Regions from separate parts of the Homo sapiens genome. Here region 2 is linked to region 1. A link is a loop called in an ENCODE intact Hi-C map of the cell type or tissue named here. Cell type or tissue: HepG2. All regions are shown on one strand. Links, peaks and the distances in the headings refer to the core of each region. The heading gives the core; the rest is flanking DNA.

Region 1 (2,935 bases), core at 252-2,751:
TTTTCTGTATCTTGATTGTGGTGGTGATGATTACACAATTGTATACATTTGTCAAAATCCATTGAACCATATACTTAAAATGGATGGGTGCATTTAATTACACGTAAATTATACATCAATAAAATTGATTATTTAAATTAGCTCTTGAAGGGCCAAAGAGCTTTGCAAAAGAAACAATGCATGTGTCTGCAGAGTATTGGACTTCCAGCTAGGCGACCTTAAGGTTTCTCTTAATCTCATCACAAATTAGAGCTAAAACTGCATAACCCAAATAAAACCAACTGCCTTGTGGACAGTTCAACAATATTTAGGTAGAATCATTTTATATTTGCTAGAGATGCTCCTGCAACAAATAGTGATGGAGGCAAAATTTCAGAAGGTTTGTCATGTGTGGGATATCACTCTTCTTTAATTGTGGGGGATGGCACTGCCCTTACTTATAAAAGATACTTTCTGTGTGGTTTTATTTTTTTAAACTGAAATACAACCTGTATACAGTATACATATCATTAGTGTATAGCTTGATGCATTTTCATAAACTGATTACACTCATGTAATTTTCACCCAGATTGAAAATAGAGCAACCTCAGCATTCCAGACACCCTCTCCTGCTACTTGGCACCCCATTATTCACCTCAGAAGGGTAATCTCTCTTCTAAAAGTTGGCACCATAATTTGATACTTTTAAGACATTATGTAAATGGAATTGTATAGTATGTACTCTTTTGTGTCTGGTTTCTTTGATCAACATTCTATTTATGAGACTCATTCATACTTTTGCCTGTTGTGAAATTAATTGTTCTCATTACTGTGTAATATTCCATTGTGTGAATATACTATAATTTATCAATTCCTAAAGTTGCTTTTTGACTAATGAAACCTTCTTTAAAATATTTGTAGCTTGACATAAAAAGCACAATTCATGAAAGGAAAAATTGATAATTATTTTTTATAAATTATAAATTATAATTGATAAATTATTGAACATCTCCAAAATTAACTTTTGCTCTGTGAAAACTCATATGAAGAGACAAAAAAGACAAGCTACAGACTAAGGAAAACCATTGCAAAATCCATTATGACAAAGGACTAGTTTTTAGGCTATATAAAAAACCATGAAAACTCAACAGTAAAAAACAAATAATTCAATTAAAAAATGAGTAAGAAACATGAAGAGATTTCACTGAAGAAGCTATACAAATGGCAAATAACTACACAAAAAAGGTTCAACATTATTAGTCATTAGGGAAATGCAAATTAAAACCACAATGAAATATTATTATCCACTTACCAGAATGGCTAAAATAATAAATAGTGATGATACCACATGCTGACAAGGATGCAGAGAAACTAGATTGTTCATATATTGCTGGTATAGATGTGAAATGGCACAGCCATTCTGGAAAAGAGGCAGTTTCTTATAAAACTAAGTATGCAATTACTGTATGTACCATCGTTTGCATTCCTGGGTATTTATTCCAGACAAATGAGAACATTTGTTCACACAAAAACCTGTACACGAATGTTCACAGGAATTTTATTTGTATTAGCCAAAATCTGGAGTCTGCCCAGATGTTTTTCAATGGGTTAATGGTTAAACAAACTGTGGCATAACCATACTGTGGAACACTAGTCAGGAAAAAAAAAAAAAAAAAAGGAAAAAAACCCACTGAACCACGGATATAAACAACTTGGATGAATCTCACAAAAATTATATGGAGTGGAAAAAGGGTACTCAAGGAAAGCCACACCTTCTTATTTCCCTTTCCCCATCTGTAAACCCCAGCAACCACTGTCTGTTCTCCATTTCTGTAACTTTGCCATTTCAAAAATGTTATATGAATAGAATATGAATGGAATTGTACAGTGTGTAACCTTTTGGGATTGTCTTTTTCCAATCTGTATACACATACTGCATATGTGATAAAACCGTATAGAAGTAAATACGCACGCACAAAAGTGTGTACATGTAAAACTAGAGAACTCTGAGACTGGTGAGTTATATCAGTGTCAATATTCTGATTGTGGATTTTGCTATTACAAAATGTAAGGGTAAGACTGGGTAAATGGTACATGAGCTCTCTCTGTATTATTCCTTATGACTTCATGGAAAGCTACAATTATCCCAATATAACTCAATAAGAACTTGTATTTATTAGGTTTAGCGATCATTTCTAACTTAGAAATAAATTACTATAATGCGATTGTATTATTCCTAAAAAGCTGAGATCAGCTTCTTTCATGATTGTTTTTGATCAATAGTAATTATTATTGATAAGAAATAATAATAATGGTTACTAAAGACTTGGAGTGGGATCATTTTGAAGCGTGAAATTCTTGAAATAATCTAGGATTTATCAAAGTGGCGAGCTTTGGCCAGCAAACGGCACTTGGGAAAGAAAGGTACCAGGTAATGGAATATGGTAAAACTATGTTCACTTTGCAAACATGCTGAGGGCCTGATGACAGCAGGCTTTCTCATCCGCCAAGGGATAAGTGTGTCAAGGGCTGAGCCTGAAGAATTCTAGTCTCATACTCCAGATTTGTTTCACAGAGGCTTTACGAGAGAGCAAGATGAGAAACATATAGAGCTCATATTATGGTGGAAAACATAATTAAAGAAATAACCCCTCAAAGAGACTTTAACATTCCCTTGGATTCTGAGAATTTTATCAGGAACTTGAGCCCATGGTGGCAAAGGACTGGTTGCAGAAGTGACAGAAAAATGTGAACGAATGGATTGCTTCTGAAAAGGCAGTTCGTACAAAAGGACAGTCATGGGGGAAAAAACTCAAACTGTTTTTCCTCTGTTCTCATATCACAACAATAATCAACACAGAAGACTTCTGTGACCAAATGTGTGGGGGGGTTCTCCCCACCAACAAGCAAGCAATCAACCTGCAGCAGACGCCAGCTGGGTTTTCTTAATTAATTT
Region 2 (2,935 bases), core at 250-2,749, 64 kb after region 1:
GTACTGACACTTTTCTGCATCTTCTATAGCAAATGTCTTTGGAGAACTCACCAAGGTTGGACTATACCTCATGGCCCCTGTGATTTATTTCAACATTTTCTATCCTAAGCAGGTTGTTTGCAAAGTCCTTCAAGTATCATTAAGACAAGCCAGGAAACACAGATAATTCTTCAAGAGAAGAATATGATCATGGAAAGGCACTGCTTATACAGAGTATCCCCATGTGTCAGTGCAGCCTCCAGAACGGCGTCTTGCTGTATTTATTAATCCATTGCCACAGAGATTACTACAATCTGACTCAGAGCCCTAATTAATTTTTGGCACATTTAGAAATTGTGACTGTCGTTACCCAGGGAGCCCTTAAATCAACCCCCCTTTTACTGCAGTTGCCTTTTTATGGTGTATATCACACTGAGAAATGGATTACATGATCCTTAGCTTTAACTATCCTGCATTAGTTGATCATGTACTATGGATGTGTATTGCACAGTTTATGAATCATAGGGGAGCTAGGGTATGAATGACAGATAATTTAAACATGAAATTGGTGATGTCTGGGACCTGGTAGGAGGTGAGGCAGAGAAATACAGGCAAAAGTTAAGGCAATGGGATGGAAAAATCAGATATTTATGACAAGCTTAAAATGAACTTGTTACTGAAGTGTAGTATTTAGAAAGAGTACTATCTCATTATTCAAGGAGGTGATTTTTTCATAGTACTCTGATCCTCTGATTGCTTCTTCTTCCCTTTTATAATCAGGTCCCCTTCAATGTACAAGTGGATATTTGGGGGCAAAGGTGATTTAGTTCTATGAAGTCATACTCCGCATCTAAGATGAATGAAGATCACATATTTAACTTGCCCAATATGCAGACATACAGTGTGAGTCGGCCGGGCAGGTATAGGGTTTGGCTAACTTCCTGTTATCAACTTGCTTTGGGAGCTGGGTTAAATTATTCAGTGTATTAGTATCTCAGTTTCCTCACCTATGAAATAGGATAATAATAAATAATCTTTCTAATTCATGAGGTAACAACCAAATAAGATCTTCTATTTTGCTCTACCTAAGACATTTGGGAGGCAAGAAGCAGACACCCACAAGGATACCTGGAGTAAAATGGTATTTGTTCAGGTTAGACACAGATGGGAATAGAAACTGCAAGAACCCTTCCTTGAGACAGCCAAAGCTCATCTCCCATTCAAAGGCCATGTGGTCTTAGACTCCTGGCATCTCTCATTCTCTCTGCAAGTTGGTTCCATGCCTCACCTTCAAACCATGGCATCCCAGTGAGGTCCTCCCACATGTGGCCCACAGTGGCAACTCTAGACTTGAATCTATCTTAGGACCTTTCAGCTCAGCTACTATAGAAAGCCACCTCGCCTTCTTATTGTCCTTTAGATATGTAAAGCTTATTTCCACATCAGGGCCTTTGTATTTGTACTTCTTCAAATGCTTTTCTCCCAACTCTATGCATGGTTTGCTCCTTCACTGCATTTCAATCTCTGTTCAAATCTTGTTCTTTCAAAGAGAGCTTCCCTGATCACTCCACTTAATATTTCCCCATCTGGTACTCTTTTCCCCTTATTTACTTTTATTTTCTTAATACCACCTATCATTCTCTGGCATATATTTATTTTTTGCCTATTTCACCCACTAGAAATCAGGTCACTGAGGTCTGGAACTTCGTTGTTGTTGTTGTTGTTATTGTTTTGCTGTGATATGTCCTTTGCTTAGAAAACTCCCTCACACCAAAGAGGTACTCAATAAATATTGATTAATTGTACATATCACGAATAAGTGAATGAATGTCTCATTGCCCCAGATTTGTAATTTCACATTTTTAAGAGAATTTTTGATGGATGCATTTCATAATTTTCAGAAAGACTGTTTCATCAATTTCTGCCTATAGGTTTCTATCCATGTGCCAGCTGGATAGTCTCATCAGGCAGGATTGAGATGGGGCCATTTCACATAGTACTGAGCACAGGCACTTAGAGCATGGATAGCTCAGGGAGGCAGATCCCTTAAGGTGGGGCTTGGATGGTGGAATCCTGATGGCACCTTGAGTCTCTTGGAGGACCAGCTTAGCTCTGAAAGACACAGAGGCCATCTTCCTGTGGCTAAGAATCACAAGGTCAGAAACTAGGTCGGCTCCTACAAGTACTAGCTCTCTGGCCTTAGTTGTAATTTTCCTTAAACTTTTTATTTACTCTGCATTTTGTATTGAGTTTCCATGAGTAACTAATAACAATGGTGGTTAATATTTTTGAGTATTCCTGATGAGTCTAATGCTTTATGTGCATATTTATGAAGCTTAACTCCTGGGCTTCTCGTAACCATCTTCTGAGGTAGATACTATGATTCACTTCATTGTGTAGATGAAGAAATATGAGAATAGAGAGAAAATAAGTTACCTAATGTCACTTGGTGAGTAATTAATACAACCGGAATTTGTACCCAGTAAGTCTGGCTCTACAGCTTTATTTAACAAGGTTATTTTAATCCACTCACTCCACTGTGGGACTTCGCAAGAAGCCCACATTTTTTTAGAAGTAACATTCTGATGAGGTGACATATAAATATGATTTCAATAATAAAGTATTATGTGCCAGCTATTCTCATTAAACAAACATTTAAAATACATTAAATATACATTTGGGTCTGTGCAGTTCCACAGACTTAAGATCTAGTATTCTCCTATGGCCCTTGCATCTCTTTTTATGGTTGTGCATTAGAAATTACTTAACTTTTATGGCCCAGAATGGCAGGGCCATAAAAAAGTCACCAATTTTTATAATAAGCAAATATCAAGCCCTAAAATGCTGTGCTCCACATCATGCTTTCTCTTTGGGTTTTGGCAATATGCCCCAACAATACATGCAAAAAAGTGTCTGAAAGAGTCCTAAATAAGTTAAGGTTTACACTGGCAACACA

What was found. Hi-C counts contacts between places; a loop is a spot of excess contacts. Peaks named below come from ENCODE experiments on the same cell type or tissue, not always from the same donor. Only the 100,000 strongest peaks of a DNase experiment are listed, where the experiment ranks them.
Region 2: a loop joins it to region 1, with 3 times the contacts of the local background. A loop is called at or near these places in 1 of 110 quality-filtered maps.

Annotation. Positions count from the first base shown.
Region 1 is chr2:138,080,509-138,083,443 of GRCh38, reverse strand. No RefSeq gene overlaps it. Among named protein-coding and RNA genes, the nearest start is that of LINC01832, 20 kb to the left of the region's middle. In HepG2, for the core only: no CTCF peak of the experiment used is centred there; a DNase peak (open chromatin) is centred at 1,553; H3K4me3 peaks cover 225 bases.
Region 2 is chr2:138,016,338-138,019,272 of GRCh38, reverse strand. All of the region lies in intron 2 of LOC107985948 (a long non-coding RNA gene), which reads left to right. It overlaps HNMT (histamine N-methyltransferase), which reads right to left. Exons shown (of 6, transcript NM_006895.3): 6 at 2,909-2,935. Among named protein-coding and RNA genes, the nearest start is that of HNMT, 53 kb to the right of the region's middle. In HepG2, for the core only: no CTCF peak of the experiment used is centred there; no DNase peak of the experiment used is centred there.